Linked DNA regions of Homo sapiens: region 2 is linked to region 1. Evidence: read pairs that join two places in POLR2A ChIA-PET (ENCODE). Cell type or tissue: MCF 10A. All regions are shown on one strand. Each heading gives the region's core, and the rest is flanking DNA. Links, peaks and the distances in the headings are about the cores only. Region 1 has its middle 19 kb from the start of TOR1B. Region 2 overlaps PRRX2 (paired related homeobox 2).

Region 1 (2,500 bases), core at 1-2,500:
GTGTCATGCGCCTGTAATTCCAGCTACTTGAGAGGCTGAGGCAGGAGAATCGTTTGAACCCTGGAGGCTGAGGTTGCAGTGAGCCGAGATCACGCCACTGCACTCCAGCCTGGGCGACAGAGCGAGACTCCATCTCAAAAACAAAACAAAACAAAACAAAAAACCCAAAGGGATAGAAACTGGAATTTCCCTGAACCCCTGTTGGCATCTGTTTTAATGCTTAACAACTGCATCTCGGGTAACTTAGGAGACTAGAAAATAGGTATTTTGGCCGGGTGCGGTGGCTCACGCCTGTAATCCCAGCACTTTGGGAGGCCGAGGCGGGCGGATCACGAGGTCAGGAGATCGAGACCATCCTGGCTAACACGGTGAAACCCCGTCTCTACTAAAAATACAAAAAATTAGCCAGGCATGGTGGTGGGTGCCTGTAGTTCCAGCTACTCGGGAGGCTGAGGCAGGAGAATGGCGAGAACCCGGGAGGTGGAGCTTACAGTGAGCCAAGATTGCGCCACTGCACTCCAGCCTGGGCAGCAGAGCGAGACTCTGTCTCAAAAAAAAAAAAAAAAAAGGAAAAAAAAAAGAAAATAGGTACTTTACCAATACCTGTGAATGGTATTGAATGATATTGCTACTTTAACTAGGGGTTCTTTTGTTACCTGACTCCTGTTTTTCTTTTTCATTTTCTTTTTTTCAAGACAGTTTCACTCTGTTGTCCAGGCTGGAGTGGCACGATTGTGGATCACTGCAGCCTCAAACTCCTGGGTTCAAATGAATCTTCTGCCTCAGCCTCCAGAGTAGCTGGGACTACAGGCACCATGCCACCAGGCCCAGGTAATATTTTATTTTTTGTAGAGACAGGGGTCTTGCTATGTTGCCCAGGCTGGTCTCGAACTCCTGGACTCAAGCAATATGCCCTCCTCAGCCCCACAAAGTGCTGGGATTACCGGCGTGAGCCACCGCACCCAGCTGTGACTGCTGTTTTTCTACCTTTACCTGTCTCTCATGTTCTCAAGTAAATTATCATCCTCTGTTTCTTGCAAAAACTGATTCTTCCTTGTGTCAAGTTGCTAGAAGGATCCCACAGCCCTCCCTCGGGTCTCCCCATTTCTAACCCGTAGTACTGGCCCCATCTAGTGGTTAGATTAGGGAAGTACCCCAGGCTCCCTCGGCCAAGCCCCTGGCGAGGCACGGTTGGGGAGAAATGGATGCTTTCTAGCCCTTCTCTCACCGGCAAAAATAGCAACACTCTTCAGGTTACCAAAGGCCAGATTCTCCTGATGTGTGTAAGCTATCCCTCTAGAGACCATCTTAACTTTTTCATTTAATTATCAACTATTTCATCAAAGATAGAGGAGAGAACATACTCTCCACCCAGATTTAGCAGAGATTACATTTTGCATTTTACTATATTTGCTTCAAATCTCTTTTTTTTTTTTTTTTTTGAGAGAGGGTCTCGCTTTATTGCCCAGGATGGAGTGCAGTGGTGCCATCACAGCTCACTGCAACCTCAACCTCCCGGGCTCAAGCAGTCCTCCCACCTCAACTTCCCGAGTAGCTGGGACTATAGGCGCGCAACACCATACCCAGCTAATTTTTGTATTTTTTGTAGAGACAGGGTCTTGTTACGTTGCCCAGGCTGGGCTTGAACTCCTGGACTCAAGTGATCCTCCTGCCTCAGCCTCCCAAAGTGCTGGGATTACAGGCATGAGCCACCGTGCCTGGCCTAGATCTCTATATCTTTAATAAAACTAAAACTTCAAGCCCCATCACTTTGGGATTCCTCTCCAAAAGTTATCTCCATGTCTAAGTTGAAGTATATCAATTCCTTTTTTTAAAAAATTTTGTCACTCTCAGGATATGCTTAAATATCAGTTCCTTTTTGTGTTTAGTTTTTACTTCAGCTACACATGTATTATGTGTCCATAAAAATGGATAGGGTGCTGTGTTGTTTTTTGTTTTTGTTTTTTTTTTTGGAGATGGAGTCTCGCTCTGTCACCCAGGCTGGAGTGCAATAGTGCAATCTTGGCTCACTGCAACCTCTGCCTCCTGAGTTCAAGCGACTCTCCTGCCTTGGCCTCCCGAGTACCTGGGATTACAGGCACCCGCCACCAGGCCCGGCTACTTTTTAGTATTTTTAGTAGAGACAGGGTTTCACCATCTTGGCCAGGCTGGTTTTGAATTCCTGACCTCGTGATCCACCCACCTTGGCCTCCCAAAGTGCTGGGATAACAGGCGTGAGCCACCGCACCCGGCATGCTGCATTTTTAATATGTAAATAGGCCAGGCATTGTGGCTTATGCCTGTAATTCCAGCAATTTGGGAGGCCAAGGCAGGCAGATCACTTGAGGCTAGGAGTTTAAGAACAGCCTGGCCAACATGATGAAACCCTGTCTTTACTAAAAATACAAAAATTAGCTGGGCGTGGTGGCTCATGCCTGTAATTCCAGCTACCCGAGAGGCTGAGGCATGACAATCGTTTTTTCCCGGGAGGCGGAGGTAG
Region 2 (16,490 bases), core at 7,732-10,231, 81 kb before region 1:
AAATGAGCGTGTCAAGGGACAAGGGATGGTAAGACGATGCCACACGTGACATAGTTTGCTGTGTCCTTGGAGGTAGAAAGGGCCCCCAGCAGGGAGTGAAGGCAGAGTCCTTGCTTGGGGTTTTTCTGAAGCTCTTCCTGAGCCCATGGCAGACGAAGCTCATCCACCAGAGACCCTCCGAATCCTCCACAACACAGGGTTCTAAGCAGCTACTAGCAGGCGATCAGGAGTGGCAGGGAAATGACACCATGAGCCAGCCCCGGCCTGAGTGTGCTCAAAAACACCCCACGTCTCCCCTTTAATTTTCTAAGACAGTCTCCCTCTGTGGCCCAGGCTGGAGTGCGGTGGCCTGATCCTGGCTCACTGCAACCTCTGCCTCCTGGATTCAAGCCATTCTCCTGCCTCCCTGGATTCAAGCCATTCTCTCAGCCTCCCGACTAGCCGGGACTATGGGTGTGTGCCACCATGCCCGGCTAACTTGTGTATTTTTAGTAGAGATGGGTTTTTGCCATGTTGGCTGGGCCAGTCTCCAACTCCTGACCTCAAGTGATCCGCCCGCCTCGGCCTCCCACAGTGCTGGGATTATGGGCATAAGCCACCGTGTCCAGCCCTTCAGAAGTCCCTTCTGACTCTGACATTCTGTGCTGGCTGCCTCCTGGGGAGAAGGTGAAGGGAGATTCATGCGTGCTCGGCAGGGAGGCAGCGCGGTTCAGGGGTTGGAAGCTTGGGTGCTGGAATCTGGTGCATCAGGATGTGGATGAGTCCCAGTTCTTCCACCAACTGGCTGTGTGGCCTTAGAGAAGTCACTTGACCCCACAGATCCTGTTTCTTCCTCTTGTTAATACTTGCTTCCTGGGTTTGCAGGTGTGAGGATTCCTCCAAGCTCTGTGTGTGTGTGTGTTTAAAGTACCTGGCACATAGGGGAGTCCATGGGGGGCAGCGGAGGGAGCCCCATTCAGAATAGTGATAAACACTATGATGTGTGCCATGACCCTAGTGGTCCAACGAAGGCTTCATGGCTGGGCCAGCCTTCTGGCCTGGGGGATTCAGCCACCATCCCCTCTCATCAGCCCCCCAAGACCCACTTGCCTGCAGCTTCCAGATGAAAGGGCTCACCATGGAGGAGGAATGGGGCGAGCTGCAGGCTGGCTCAGAGGGGTCTGGGGGCAGGGTCCCAGTACCCACTGATTAATCTTTTGGGGTCACCTAGCAGTCCAGGGAGAACCCCAACACCCCACAGGCAAGTGGCTGGACCTGGCCAAGGCCAGGGCCTCATGAAGATCCAGGGTCATTCTAGAAGTTCTAGGAGGATTATTCCCTTCTCCACCCCACAGTCCGTGAGTGTGGATAGGTGGCCCGTAATCAACACTCCCTCCAGAGGTTTCTGGCTAAGGGGGACAGAGGAGAGGCCATGGAGGAGAAGGAAAGGCAAGAGGACAGAGTTCTGTGACCTGAAATTGCCACCAGCTGTCTTTAGCCCCAGAGGAAACTGTCTTTTCAAAGAGAGAGGCTGCGGAAATGGCAGATGCTTGAAGAATCAGCTTCCCTCCAAATTCCCGGTCTCTTGCTCTGGGCTTTACTTGACCAATGTGCTTCTTTGGTTTGGTTTTTATACACCCCACAGCCTTGTTGTGTTTACCCCCTTTTCAGGCCTGCTGGGGAAGGGCTCAGTCTTAGCCTGGCACAGAGCTGGGAGCCGGGCCGGGAGCCCCCAGCTGGCAGGCACCTCCCTTTCCTGGCCCACGCTGCTCTTCCTCCAGGCCCCCGCCACCCCAAACCTTTAACAGGAGACTTGGCTGGGAAGTCAAAAGGACTTTCCCGCTGCTTTCAGATGCTTAGGCACATTCACCAGGCCATTATGGGCCTCACTACCTTTAGGCGGGGAACTTTTTAAAAGTGAGTTTTTTTTCTAAAATCCAGAATTTCTGACAGCCCAAGTTAACAAGCCCCCACAAGTGAATTCAGAGAGCATTAACGGGAAAGTTCTAAACAGAACCTCTGCTGTCATGTAAGCAGCTCAGAAAAAAACACTCTTCTCCCATTTTAAGGGTGAACATGGCACTTTGATGTGGCCCCATTTCCTTATAAAGCCCCCTCTGAGAAGGCGGAAAGCTGAAGTTTAATCTGGAGCCAACAAATTACTTGGAATTTGCAAGCACACATGCTTAGCCCATAGGAGCTAAAGTCCACAGTAAAAGAAAGAAAACGAAAAAAAAAAGAAAGGTGGGGTAGGGAGTCACAGAAGGAGAGAAAGGGAGGAAGACAAAACCCACCTCCACTCACCAACTGGCTAAGACTCAGATGTATTATCATGGAATCTAGTGTGGGGGGTCCTAATGCTCACAGCCCCCTTTTCAAAACGAAAACAAGCCACATACCCCTGAATAGTAGAATGGTACTTCTAAAGCAGGGCACCTTGGCTGGGCACGGTGGCTCACGCCTGGAATCCCAGCACTTTGGGAGGCTGAGGCGGATGGATCGCTTGAGCCCAGGGGTTAGGCACCAGCCTGGGCAACATGGTGAAACCCCGTCTCTACAAAAAATACAAAAATTGGCCAGGCGTGGTAGTGGGCGCCTGTAATTTCAGCTACTCTAGAGGCTCAGGTGGGAGGATCGCTTAAGCCTGAGAGTTCAAGGCTGCAGCGGAGCCCAGATCGCGCCGCTGCACTCCAGCCTGCGCCACAGAGTTAGACCCTGTCTCGAAAAAAATAATAGTAATAATAATTTTTAAAAAATACATTTTATAAAGCAAAGCTACCCTCGGTTCCCGGTTTGATAAGGGGTGGATTCCAAATAAGCAGCTGTCTTGCCGCCTTGCCAAGGGAAAGGAGCTGGGCAAATTCCTGCAGAGTCCCCACAAAGCTTCACTTTCCCCAGATGCTTGGGTGGGAGGACCCTCGCTAAGGGATCAAGGTTGCAGGTGCAGAGGGGGTCCCTGACAGAGGGAGGGCAAGGGAGGGGCGCCCCGGGTGAAGGTGACTTTGAGTTCCAGGTGTGTGGGCTAGCAGTTGAAGAGGGGGTGCAGCGCGGACCCCCCTGGGGCCAGAGTCCGATAGACCAGCTGAATGGCCGCTCTGCAGCTTTCTCGCTGTGTGACCTTGGGCGACTGACCTCCCTCCCTAGTCTCGGTTATCCCGACTGTTAAACGGGGACGGTAGCAGCAGTACCTGCCTCATAGGGTTACCGTGTGTGGAGACACGCCCATAGGCGCCCGGCCCGGCCTGGCCCTTAGCCTTGGCCTTGGCCGGAGCTGGACACGTAGGAACTGCCTTTGTCACTAATCGGGGGTTGGATTCCCTTGCACTCGGTGCCAGGATAGGAAAGAGCAGTCAGTCCTGGCTCCCACCCGGGACCTGCCTGGAGAGCGGGAGTGGAGAGGGAGGTGTCTGAGCTGGAAGGAAGGCGAGGAGGGAGCTGGCTGGGCTGCAGGGGAGCGCTGCGTCCCGCTCCCCCTCCCCTAGGCCGTGCCCCCTCCCGCCCGGCCGGGGCGCGCACCCTCGGAGCAGCTGGGCGGCGGCGGCGCGGGCAGCGCGGGGCTGGGCGCGGGATCTATTAACGTCTGTGTGTCTGGGCCGCGGGACTGCGGCGAGGCAGGCGCCAGGGGCTCGTCTGGAACCAGATGTGCCGCGGCGCCGCTCTGGCCGCCACCAGCGCGGCGCGCTCGCACGCACTGGCTGGCGCGCACATGGCCGGGCTGGGCGGCGGCGGCTGGCGCGCCGGCCCTGGCATCCCCTGGATTTCGGACCGACCCCAGACCCGCGCGTGCGGAGGGGAGACCCCCGCCCAGCAAGCCAGCTCCCCGTCCAGATGGGAAAGCCACCCACGAGACGGGTGGGGTCCGCCTCGCCCCTCGGCCCTGTCCCGGGGGAGGGAAAGATGGCTTCTCAGAAACCTGCCCCCCTGCTAGCGCCCCCGCTGTCTCCACCCCACAAAGGGCTGGGGACGCTTCCCCGCCCCCCGAAGTTTGTTTTCCTAAGTTTGTGCGTAAGATTTTTCAAAATTCTGAGTCAGAGCTTCCCCTAAGATGAGGCCTTTGGGGCATGCGAGAAACGCCAAAATGTGGGTGGGGGAGGGGAGCGTGGAGGTTGGAGGGTTTTAAGCGCCGGGATTCGGAAGGGGGCTTTTCACCCACTGGGTGAGTACAAGGGCTTCATTGAGGCCGGTCCCAGCTCCGCACCAAATCTGTCTTAACCACAAGGTGGTCCCTGGTCCTGGCTGCTGTCAGCACCGAGCCTTCCCGTCCCCAGGCAGCTTCGGGGTGCTCTGCCTTTCTGGACCAGCCCCTTCAGCTCTCTGGGCCCCCTCGCAGGGCCTATAAAGTGAGCAGTGGAGCTGGGAGCTCCCAGCAGGGGAGCTTAGGAGAAATGGGTGGTTGGATGGGGCGGGGGGGGGGGGGGGCGGGGGCACTTAGGCTCTGTCTCCATGGTTCTCCACCAAAAGGAAGCGTAAGACCAGGCGGTGGTGCTGCCAGGCCGGGCTGGGCCAGGCCAACCCAGTCTGGCTGCAGAGAAGAGGGCTTGCCCAGGGCTTGGGACTCAGCAGTTCCCCGAGTTCCCCCTGGTGTGCAGCCCTTCCCCATGATCGGGAGGAGGGTGTTTGGTGAAACACACGTGGCAAGAGCGGGTTTTTCCCGCCACGCCTGCCTTCCTTGTTCCGGAAAAGGGGAGCTGGGATGCTGGGTAGGGTGGGGGTGTCAGCCATGCACATCAACTCAGAGACTAATCCCTGCTAGGCGCGTGTGGGCAGAGGTTGAGACAACCCAGACTGGGCAGCCAAGGCTTTGGCCATTTGTCAGTACTGGGTGGACGCCCCCTCACGTCACTACCTCACGTCACTACCATCCCATCTGAGGCCCTATGGGCCCACTTCACAGGGAAACAGGCCCAGAGAGGAGCGGTCACAGGCTCAAAGTCACAGAGCTGGGATGTGGAGAAGGTAGGATTCCCACCCTGCCTGCTGGACTCCAGAGATGAAACCTTGGGCTTGGGATCAAATCTTCCTGGTGTCTGGAGGCTCAGGAAACAAGGTGGTTCGTTCCTAAACTCTAGGAAGTAGAGGGAGGATGCTGGCCCAGCTGGAGGGCCATCAGGATAGCCTGACTGTCCCTTCCCTCCCAGGGCATGCTGGAGGCCCTTCCCCACAGGAAGGCCGCTGTGCCTGTTCCTCTGACTATGAGCACCAGCAAAGCCAGGCTGAAGCATTTCCCTGTGGGAGGTGATTTCCCTAGCCCATGCTCTGGCCTGTCAATTAAAAAAATCCATCAATAGGCTGGGCGCAGTGGCTCACGCCCATAATCCCAGAACTTTGGGAGGCCAAGGTGGGCAGATCACTTGAGGTCAGGAGTTCGAGACCAGCCTGGCCAACATGGTGAAACCTCGTCTAAAATATATACACACAAAATTAGCTGGGCGTGGTGGTGCGCACCTGTAATCCCAGTTGCTTGGGAGGCTGAGGTGGGAGAAACACTTAAACCCAGGAGGTGGAAGTTGCAGTGAGCCGAGATCACGCCATTGCACTGCAGCCTGGGCAACAGGGCAAGACTCTGTCTCAAAAAAAATATATATATGTGTGTGTGTGTGTGTGTGTGTGTGTGTGTGTATACATATATCCATCAATATATTAGTTTCTGCAGATAGGAGGGTCCAGAAGTGAGAAGGCTTGTAATGGTGTATAGTGCATACAAATTTTCAGGTGTTTGGGCAAGCAGAGAATTGAGATTATGTTCCCATCAGGAGCCAAAATCCATTCATTCATTCACTTACATATTCATTCAGTATTTATTGAGGACCTGCTATGCATCCGCCCGGAATAAAGAATATCCAGTGTGTGACTGTGCCATGGCTTTCTACATGGTCCAGCCCAGCTTTCTGGGAAGCATCCACGAAGGATGAATTCTTTCCTTGGGCACCTTCAGGGCAGCCTCTGCTCTGTGTGTGTCAGTGCAAGCTTTGGGGAGGAAGTGTCCCAGGGAGCAGAGAACTTGGTCTCTGAGGCACCGACAGCAGCTGTTCAGGAGAGAGACCTCAGCGTGCCAGGCACATGGTTGCTTCTGCCTCTCAGCATCCCAAGTCTCCACCAGACAGTTACAAACCGAGGTCTAGAGAGGTTCAGTAAATTGCCTCAAAGCTGCACAGCCAATATACAGCAAGTGTGGGAGGGGAACGCACACGCACCTAACTCCAGATAAATATACTAATGGCTAACGTGATTTAGCACTTACTACGTGCCAGGCACTGCTTTAAGAACCTTATATATATATTCTTTCATTTAATTTTCACAACAACTCTGGGAGGAAGATCTTGTTATCCCCATTTTCTGGATGGGATAACTGAAGCACAGAGAGGTTGTAACTTCCTCAGGGTCACACAGCAGTGAAGTTGGGATTTGAACTTAGGCAGCCTGCCGCCAGGGTCCAGCTCTTCCTCAGTGGGGTGCTGTATTTTTTTTTGGTTTGTTGTTGTTGTTGGCTTTTTTTTTTTTTTTAGATGAAGCCTCGCTCTGTCGCCCAGGCTGGAGTGCAGTGGCGCAATCTCGGCTCTCCGCCTCCCAGGTTCAAGCGATTCTCTTGCCTCAGGCTCCTGAGTAGCTGGGAGTACAGGCACATGCCACCAAGCCCGGCTAATTTTTGTATTTTTAGTAGTGACGGGGTTTCACCATGGTGGCCAGGCTGGTCTTGAACTCCTGCCTTCAAGTGATCTGCCCGCCTCCGCCTCCCAAAGTGCTGGGATTGCAGAGCCACACCTGGCCGTTATTGTTGTTTTGAGACAGGGTCTGAACCTGTCACCCAGGCTGGAGTGCAGTGGCACAATTGTGGCTCACTGTGACCTTCATCTCCCGGGCTCAAGTGATCCTCCCACTTCAGCCTCCTGAGTTGCTGGGACTACAGGTGCGTGCCACCATGCCCGGCTAATGTTTTAATTTTTTGTAAAGGTGGGGGTTTTGCCATGTTGTCCAGGCTGGTCCCAAACTCCTGGCCTGAAGCGATCCACCCGCCTCAGCCTCCCAAAGTGCTGGGATTACAGGCGTGAGCCACGGTGCTTAGCCAGTACGCCACCTTTTGTGGGCTGGCCTGTTCTGACCAACTTGGTAGCAAAAAGGTTCCTTCTGGAGAGGAGAGCGCTGTTGGAAGAACTTATGTGAAGGATTTGGGGTCTTGAAATCCAGCAGAAGGACAAAGAAATGAGACATTTTTCACAGTGTTTACAATAGAGGAAAATCGCAAGAGACCTAAATATCCCACAAGAGGGGAAGGGCTGTGAGGCCGTTTTGGCATCCCCACTAGGGGAAGTGATGCAGCCGCTCACACTAACGTGAGGAAGAAGATAGGAAACAGAGCAGAGGGTTTAGGATGGAGCTTGAGGGACCATCGTTCACTGTGTGTCGCTCACAGCGGGAAGCAGTCTACCTGCACCATCACATTGACTTCGCTTCATAAAATGGTGAGGTCATGGCAGTCACCAACGCGATAGCTGATGTTACTTGACCACTAACTGGGTGCCAGGTATTGTCGAGGCACTTTAGGTGTTGCTGTTCCCACTTACAGTGGGGACACTGAGTCTCACAGAGCTCACAGAGCTGGCATGGAAAGCCAGAACCAGAATGCAGCTATTTCCAGGAAAGCGGGATATGGTTGGGCAGGTTGTCCACTGCATAACTGCAGGGGACACCAGTCACACTGGAGTCTGTGGGAATGGCACCCCTGAAGTTGTACAGTGCACAGCCTGTGCAACCATACGCAGCATCCCTGGGTGTGTCTGATCACAATCCTAGGCTCTTAATCCATGCCCCATCCAAAACAGAAAATGATATTCATGCACACTGTAAATGGAGTCATGTGATAGCTAGATACATGTGGACATGCAACAAAAAGTATGCAAAGAATTAAACAGATATGCTGTTGTCGTGGGATTTGTAGGAGATTTTTTTCCTTTCAAATGTCCTTAGGCCAGGCGCAGTGGCTCACGCCTGTAATCCCACACTTTAGGAGGCCAAGGCAGGCGGATCACTTGAGGTCAGGAGTTGGAGACCAGCCTGGCCAACATGGTGAAACCCCATCCATACTAAAAATACAAAAAAATTAGTCAGGCCTGATGCCGGGTGCCTGTAATGCCAGCTACTCAGGAGGCTGAGGCAGGAGAATCGCTTGAACCCGGGAGGCAGAGGCTGCCCTGAGCCAGGATCGCACCACTGCACTCCAGCCTGGGCGACAGAGTGAAACTCCGTCTCAAAACTTTCTACGACTGCCAGGCGCGGTGGCTCACACCTGTAATCCCAGCACTTTGGGAGGCTGAGGCGGGTGGATCACGAGGTCAGGAGATCGAGAACATCCTGGCTAACACGGTGAAACCCTGTCTCTACTAAAAATACAAAAGCATTAGCTGGGCATGGTGGTGGGCGCCTGTAGTCCCAGCTACTCGGGAGGCTGAGGCAGGAGAATGGCGTGAACCCGGGAGGCGGAGCTTGCAATGAGCAGAGATCGCGCTACTGCACTCCAGCCTGGGCGACAGAGCGAGACTCCGTCTCAAAAAAAAAAAAAAAACTTTCTAGAACTCTCTGTGATGATGAAAATGTTTCCTATCTGTGCTGTCCAATGTGGCGGCCACTGGCCATGTGTGGATATTGAGCCCTTGAAATGTGGCCTGTTCGACTGAGGAATGGAATTTGTATTTTTATTTCATTTTAATCAGTGAGAATTTCATTGAGATGGCCACGTGCAGCTCGTTGCTCCCACGTTGGACGGTACAGAGCTAGAGTGTGGACTGGTGTCTTTCAGTCTGAGCCATGTCATTCCCAGATGTCTGCTCTGAAGCTTGTGGTTCCTGAACTTGCGGGTGAGGGAGTGTCTACTGCAGATTCCCAGCTGGACCCTTGAGATGGGAGTGTCTGGCTTTAACAAGCTTCCCGGGGAATTCCCAGGCAAATTGTCAGTGGACTCCCTTTTAAGAAATGCGGAAGATGTGGTGCCAGCCTCTTCACGTGGCAAAGTGTGGCAAGGGGGGCGGGGCAGCTCCCAGAGCTGTGGCTGAAATCACCAGAACAGCTGCCCTCAGAGGCTAGCAAGGGGGTCGTTGAGGAATAGAGTCCTGTGTGCTGCCCTTCAAAGTGTAAACACAGCATGTCGTGGGGACCACAGGGAGGTGGACTAGGACCTACTGTAATGGAGAATTTTCTAGAGCCAGGGTTGGCTGTTGTGTGAGGATGTGATTGGAAACATGCTGGAGATGTCGAAGATGGCCCCGTGCCCAGACTCTGAGCATGCACCCCACTGGTGAGGCTGTCCTGGGTGGGGCACAGCAGCTGGTGGGTACCTGGTGGAGGCTGAGACATAGCAGGGGAGCCAGGTGGGTGGGTGTGGGCCGAGCATTCCGACTTGTTCGGGTAGAGAGGGGTGGCCAATTAAGCCGCAGGAGTCTGAACGGTCTCTGCGCCTGGCCACCAGCACTTGCCCTGGCTTCCCTGCAGGTCCTGGCTGCAGACTATGAGCAGCCCAGGAGCTCTTAAATGGGGAAGAGCTCATTTCCCACATGGGACCCTTAGCAGCAACTTCGCCTGGTCTGGAAATGGTTAACTTTTCCAAGGGCAGCTTTCATCCAGATACCAGCCACTTTGGGGACAGAGTCTGGACATAAATCACCCCTGATCACTGGCAGTGGTACCTGGGTTTGGTACTTTACCTCTCTGAATCTCATTGCCCCTGACTGTGAACAGGGCTTAATAACAGTACCCTCTGCATTGTACGACGCAGGGCTCCATAACCCAGTGCCAGGCGCATAATAAAGTGGGTTAAATGGAAACCAAAAAAGAAAAAAAATTAAGGGTGTGGAAGAAGTCCTTCTCGCCTCACCACAGTCCCATGCTGCGGTGAGGGGCGCGGCAGAAACACTCAGGACGCCATTGGAGCTTTGCCGAGCAAGGCTCAGACTCACATTTTCCAGCACTGCCCGGAACTCACAAATGGGTCATAGAAACCTCCAGCGATGTTTAAAGTTGAGCCTCTCTGGGAATGCAGCACTGCCCAGAGCCAGGGGCACGGCAGGTCCCGTCAGCCTCGCAGGCACTGCCCTTGTCTGGGCTGCTCGCCATGAAGGGCTGGCCAGGGGACCCCAAGAGGGGGCAGAGGGGCAGGTTCTTCCAGGACAGAGAGAACTGACTTTCCATGGAGCTGGTGCTTTAGGGTGGGGTCTGTGGACAGGATTCAAAGTGTGTGAACCACCTCTCCGTACAACATTGCATGCAAACTTTTCTGCACGCCTGTGTTTTTCTAGGGAATGGTTCGTAGAGTTCCTCAGAGTTCTCAAGGGGGGTTCATGATTAAAGTGGGGAAGAACCACCAGGCCAGGCCTAGCCTTCATATGGGATGAATAATAGTGGGGTTAGCAGTCATTTCTGGAGCACCACGTTAAGCATGTCCTTGGGAGAGCCCTGGGCCACGCCATCCTCACTGAGCCACCTGAGAGGGAGGGAGAGATACTGTTTTGTCCCAATACAGATGGTGAAACCAAGAATCCAAGAGGAGAGACCTCTTGTCTGAGGACACACGGGGGCAATTTTTCTCATTCTCAGATGCTCAGGGCAGGCAGGCGTTTGCTATCTGGGTGGGCTGCTGGTAGCCCCCCTAACCCAATTGCTGGGTTGGGAATATTCTCTCCTGCATCCTCCCAGGAAACCCGGGAACAGAGATGGGAGCAGGAAGGAAGCGCATGTGTGTCTGCAGGCAGCACATCTCAGCAGACAGAACTTGGGGTTCCACTGCCTTGCTGTGAGTGCGTGGCCGAGTCACTGCCCCTCCAGGCCTCAGTTTTCCTATCAGCAAAATGAGGGGTCTTGACAGATGACCTCTAAAGTCCCTTCAGACCCTGAGTCCTCGAGACGACAAGAATGACAGGTTTGAGACCGCAGAGCTGTTTGCAGGTTTGTTGCAAAACCAAGCCACACGAAGTCAACATCTTTGTGCCTGGGCCCCAGCCCTCACCCCAAGTTCCCAACTGGCTCTGGGCTTTAGGAGGCCCAGGAGCTCTTAAATGGGAGAGAAAAACCCACCTTGGGCCCTGAGCAGAAAACTTCATCGTGGTCTGGAAACAGTTAACGAGGGCAGCTTTCCTCCCGATACCAGCGCCTTATTAAAATGTAGGCTTTACAATAAACCTGGCATTTGGCCATCAACCTTAGATTAAAACCAGACGGGACAGACATGAACCCCTCTCTTAGACCAAATTTCGAGCAGAGGGCTGCTCCCCTTCCTCCTGGGTGACTCCCTGCCTCCCACCCACCCCGCACCCCATTCCAACAGGTGCCCCCCTCTCTAGAGCTTAGTTTTGGGGTCTCAGGAATAGAGAGACTGAGCTGGACTTGGGACCCCCAGCTCCTAGTGCAGAGGGAGGTAGTCAGGCACCAAAACGCAGGGGCTGAGGGATATGAGGGGAGGCTCCTGCTAGGGCCACGCTGGGGAGCCAGGGCCTCAGAGCCACTCGGCTGCATCTGGCCTTGGCCCCCCTGGCCCTTTGATTGCCTGTGAACAGGAGGCAAATGGAGTTCAGTGGCTTGATCCTGGCCCACGGCAACCTCCGCCTCCCGGGTTCAAGCAATTCTCCTGCCTCAGCCTCCCGGGTAGCTGGGATTACAGGCAGGTGCCACCATGCCCGGCTAATTTTTGTATTTTTAGTAGAGACAGGGTTTCACCATGTTGGCCAGACTGGTCTTGAACTCCTGACCTCTGGTGATCTGCCCGCCTCGGCCTCCCAAAGTGCTGGGATTACAAGCACGAGCCACTGTGCCTGGCCCTGAAGACTCCTTTTCTCAAGGATCCTGGGCTCAGAAGAACTTTTGGCCTCACCTGTCCCCAACCCTGGCTCCCCGCTACCGTTAGCCTGCTGCTGTGACCCGGCCGCATGGGGACATTCTGTGCGAGAGCCACTCCCTGGCTGGGCACGGTGGCTCATGCCTGTAATCCCAGCACTTTGGGAGGCCGAGGCAGGTGGATCGCCTGAGGTCAGGAGTTCAAGAGCCACTCCTGCTGGCTCTCTCACTGAGGGTTCCCCAAAGACCCTAACCCAGAGGCCCCTGACCTCTTGGGGCCTCCCCGGCACCCCAGCCCACCTCACTCCTCACCCCCTGTCACCTCACTACCTGTGGCACCCCCAGAGACTCAGGAGATATCCTTTGCTTGCCATTCTCTCCAATCTCAATGCTTCTCTTGACACCACCTCCTTTTTCTGTGTGTTTTTAGGAATAATTTTATTTCGTATATTTCACATACTGTACAATCACCCATTTAAAGTGCACAGTCCAGGGCCGGATGTGGTGGCTCACACCTATAATCCCAGTGCTTTGGGAGGCCAAGGTAGGAGGATCACTTGAGGCCATGAGTTTGAGACCAGGCTGGACAACATAGTGAGACTCCCATCTCTACACAAAAATTTTTTTTTCCCAGGCGCGGTGGCTCACACCTGTAATCCCAGCACTTTGGGAGACCGAGGGGGGCAGATCATTTGAGGTCAGGAGCAACCCGGTAAAACCCTGTCTCTACCAAAAATACAAAAGTTAACAGACGTGGTGGCATGCGCCTGTAATCCCAGCTACTCGGGAGGCTGAGGCAAGAGAATCGCTTGAACCTGGGAGGCGGAGGTTGCAGTGGGCCAAGTTCACGCCACTGCACTCCAGCCTGGGCGACAGAGTGAAACTCCATCTCAAAAAAAAAAAAATAATTATTTGAGCATGGTGGCGCATGCCTGTAGTTCCAGCTACTGGGGAGGCTGAGGTGGGAGGATCACTTGAGCCTAGGAGTTCGAGGCTGCAGTAAGCCATGATCGCAAAACTGCACTCTAGCCTGAGTGCAGAGGAAGACCATCTCAAAAAATAAAATTAAATTAGAAAGATAAAATGTGCAGTCCAGTGATTTTTTAGTATATTCAGTTGTACAACCATCATCACAATAAATATTAAAACATTTTCATACCCCCAAAAGAAGCCCTGCACTTTTTAGCTGTCACTCTCCAGCATCCTCACTGCAGTCCCCCCAGCCCCAGCAGCTGCCAGTCTACCTCCATCTCTATGGATTTGCCTATTCTGGACATTTCATATAAAAGAAATCATTCACTAGGGCCTGGTGCAGTGGCTCACGCCTATAATCCCAGCACTTTGGGAGGCAAAGGCGGGCAGATCACTTGAGGTCAAGAGTTCGAGATTAGCCTGGCCAACATGGTGAAACCCCATCTCTACTAAAAATACAAAAATTAGCCAGGCATGGTGGCTGGCACCTGTAATCTCAGCTACTTGGGAAGCTGAGGCAGGAGAATCGCTTGAACCCAGGAGGCAGAGGTTGCAGTGAGCTGAGATGGCGCCACTGCACTCCAGCCTGGGCAACATAATGAGTGAGATTCTGTCTCAAAAAATAAATAAATAAATAAATAAAAGAAATCATGCACTATATATTCCCTTCTGGCTGGCTGCTTTGATTTAGCATCATGTTTTCAAGGTTAACCCACAGTTACCATCTCTAAGTGTTTCATTTATTTTTATTGCTGAATACTATTCCATTGCATGAATGGGCCACATTTTATTTATTCATTCACCAGTTGAAGGACATGTGGGTTGCTTTCACTTTTTGGCTATTATAAATAATGCTGCTATGGCCGGGCGCGGTGGCTCACACGTGTAATCCCAGTACTTTGGGAGGCCAAGGCTGGTCTGGTGGGTCACCTGAGGTCAGGAGTTCGAGACCAGCCTGGCCAACATGGTGAAACCCCGTCTCTACTAAAAATACAAAAATTAACCCGGTACGGTGATGTGCGCCTGTAGTCCCAGCTACCAGGGAGGCTGAGGCAGGAGAATTGCTTGAACCCAGGAGGAGGAGGTTGCAGTGAGCCGAGATCGTGCCACTGCACTCCAGCCTGGGTGACAGAGGGAGACTGTGTCTCAAAAAAAAAAAAAAATGCTGCTATGGACATATGTCATTGTGTACAGGTTTTTGTGTGGACACATGTTTCATTTCTCCTGCGTCTGTACCTAAGAGTGGAATTGCTGGGTCAGATGGTAAGTCTATGTTTCACCTTGTGAGCAACTCCCAGACTGTTTTCCACAGCAGCTGTACCTTGCATTCCCACCAGCAGTGTATGAGGGTTCTAGTTTCTCCACTTCCTGGCCAGCACTTGGTGTTATCAGGCCACCTGCCCTGGCTCAGCCTACTGGAGTCTCGCTCTGTTGCCCAGGCTAGAGTGCAGTGCGTGATCTCGGCTCACTGCAACCTCCACCTCCCAGGTTCAAGCCATTCTCCTGCCTCAGCCTCCCGAGTAACTGGGATTTCAGGTACCTGCCACCACGCCTGGCTAATTTTTGTATTTTCAATAGAGACGGAGTTTCACCATGTTGGTCAGGCTGGTCTCGAACTCCTGACCTCAAGCAGTCCACCTGCCTCGGCCTCTGAAAGTGCTGGGCTTAAACAGGCCTGAGCCACCATGCACGGCCGTTATCTGTCTTTTGATTCTAACTATCCTAGTGGGTGTGAAGTCTGTCTCATCATGGTTTTGATTTGCATTTCCCTGCTGGCTGATGATTTTGAGCGTCTTTCTGCCTATTGGTCATTTGTGTATTTTCTTTAGAGAAATGTCTACTCAAATCCTTCACTCATTTTTAAATTGGGATATTTGTCTTTTTATTGAGCTGTAAGGGTTCTTTATATTTTCTAAACATAAGTCCCTTACCAAATATGTAATGTGTAAATAATTTTTCTATTCTGTGGGTTGTCTTTTCAGTTTCTTAATGGTTATAACAGTTACAAAACTGTTTAGTTTTCATGAAGTTCCATTTATCTTTTTTTCTGTAGTTGCTTGTGTTTTTGATGTCACATCTAACAGCCATCGTCTGGCCCTTTTGAAGATAAAGGGACCTGGCTTTGGAAGTTGAGACTTCAGATCCTTTTCTGGAGTGAGCCGCTCCTTCATTTACATAGTCATTCATTCAGAAATATTTTTGAAACCAAACTTCTTGCCTGGTCCTGGGGATACAGCATTGACAAGGAAAACCCAGGCCCTGCCCGTCTGGATCTTAGAGTCAAATGTGGGATAGACAGGCATGAAGCAGATAACCCAAACACGTCATTTCTCTGTTTTAGTTAATTGCAGATGTGCAGGAGAGGGAGAAGGCCTAGGAGTCCATAACAAGGAGACCTGCGCTTGTATGGGAGCCGGGAAGGCCTCTCAGGGCTGGGCATGTAGGCTGAAATCCAGGGCTGGGTCAGCTTTAGCCAGTGCGGTGGGGATGGGGGAAGGGTGCCCTAGCTAGAGGGAACAGCAGATACCAAGGCCCAGAGGTGGGAAGGTGCTTGTGCTCCCTTCCAGGGGCAGCTCCTGCTGGGTCACTGGCCCCTCCGCTTTCTTGTGGGTCTGGTGGCCCCATGGAAATGTGTGCATGTCATGTATTTAGGGGTGAGGCTCCCGACCCCAGAGAGACCCAGATACACCGCAACTGCCTCCAAGCAGGGCTCTGCTGAGGTTTGTGGGGGACATGAGGGAACCTCCTCCAGCCTCCTCCAAACTCCAGGGTCATCCTGAGCCTGCGGAGGCCACACTAGCCACCATTCTTGCAGCCACACTGGCTACCGGCCCCCAGGGCTGGGAGCAGGTCAGAGCACGGCAGTCCCAGGTTGGGTGGCCCATGCCTCTCGCTCTTGTGTGCTGTGCCGAGGCCGGGGAAGCCATGGGATGGGGCCCCCTGGGGACCTGTCTGACTCCTCGGGCCCCACTGCGGCTTCCATCATCACCTTCCTTCCCGGGATGTGTTTCTCCTTCTCCAGGCTGGTAGCTATAAAAATGTGTCAGCGTCACGGGTTTTTGTTCAAAATTAATGAGGTGAAACATTCTTAAAAGTGTGGCAGGGCAGTGGCTGGTGGTGGCCGGCCTCCCCCAGCCTCTTCCTCACTCGGAGGACGTGTCCTCACCAGGCCTCCATGGCTCCAGGGGAGGAACCTAGACCCCTGCACAGGAGGGCGGGCTCTGCAGGCTCACCCGGCCCTTCCCATGCCTCCCCTTCACTCAACACTCAGCACTCAACACAGATTGATGAGAGGTTCCCTGTGCCAGCCCCTGTGATGCATTCCAAGGAGACAGAAAACAGTAAGTCCCAGCCCCTACTGGACCGATGACCCCACACTTACCCTACAGTATAACAGAGCTACAATGGGAGAGGCACAGGGCTTTTTGGGAGCTTAAGCCTGTGGGTCCAGGAGGGCTTCTTGGAGGAGGAGGCATCTCTGCTGAGACCTGAAAGTGAGCAAGAGAGGGAGGAGACGTTGCCAGCTCAGGCAGGGGTCCATGGTGAGAGGGCGTGGTGTGTGTGATGCAAGCAGTGACCCCAAAGAGGCAGGGACCTGGAACAGCGGCCGGGCAGCCCTGAGGCCACCTGCCCTGGCTCTGCCTACTGGAGTGGCCTAGGTGGCCCCATCCAGCAATGGTCCAGGGAGGTGAAGATGGACCTGTGCCTTGTAACTGGCACCA

The links. ChIA-PET counts read pairs that join two places held together with the same protein. Peaks named below come from ENCODE experiments on the same cell type or tissue, not always from the same donor. Only the 100,000 strongest peaks of a DNase experiment are listed, where the experiment ranks them.
Region 2: POLR2A ChIA-PET joins it to region 1 with 5 read pairs; 9 of 35 experiments call an interaction of 5 or more read pairs at or near these places.

The regions. Positions count from the first base shown.
Region 1 is chr9:129,782,809-129,785,308 of GRCh38, forward strand. No RefSeq gene overlaps it. Among named protein-coding and RNA genes, the nearest start is that of TOR1B, 19 kb to the right of the region's middle. In MCF 10A, for the core only: a CTCF peak has its summit at 1,132 (motif pointing left); a DNase peak (open chromatin) is centred at 1,113.
Region 2 is chr9:129,693,875-129,710,364 of GRCh38, forward strand. The region is part of intron 1 of PRRX2 (paired related homeobox 2); the gene reads left to right. Among named protein-coding and RNA genes, the nearest start is that of PRRX2-AS1, 17 kb to the right of the region's middle. In MCF 10A, for the core only: no CTCF peak of the experiment used is centred there; a DNase peak (open chromatin) is centred at 8,897.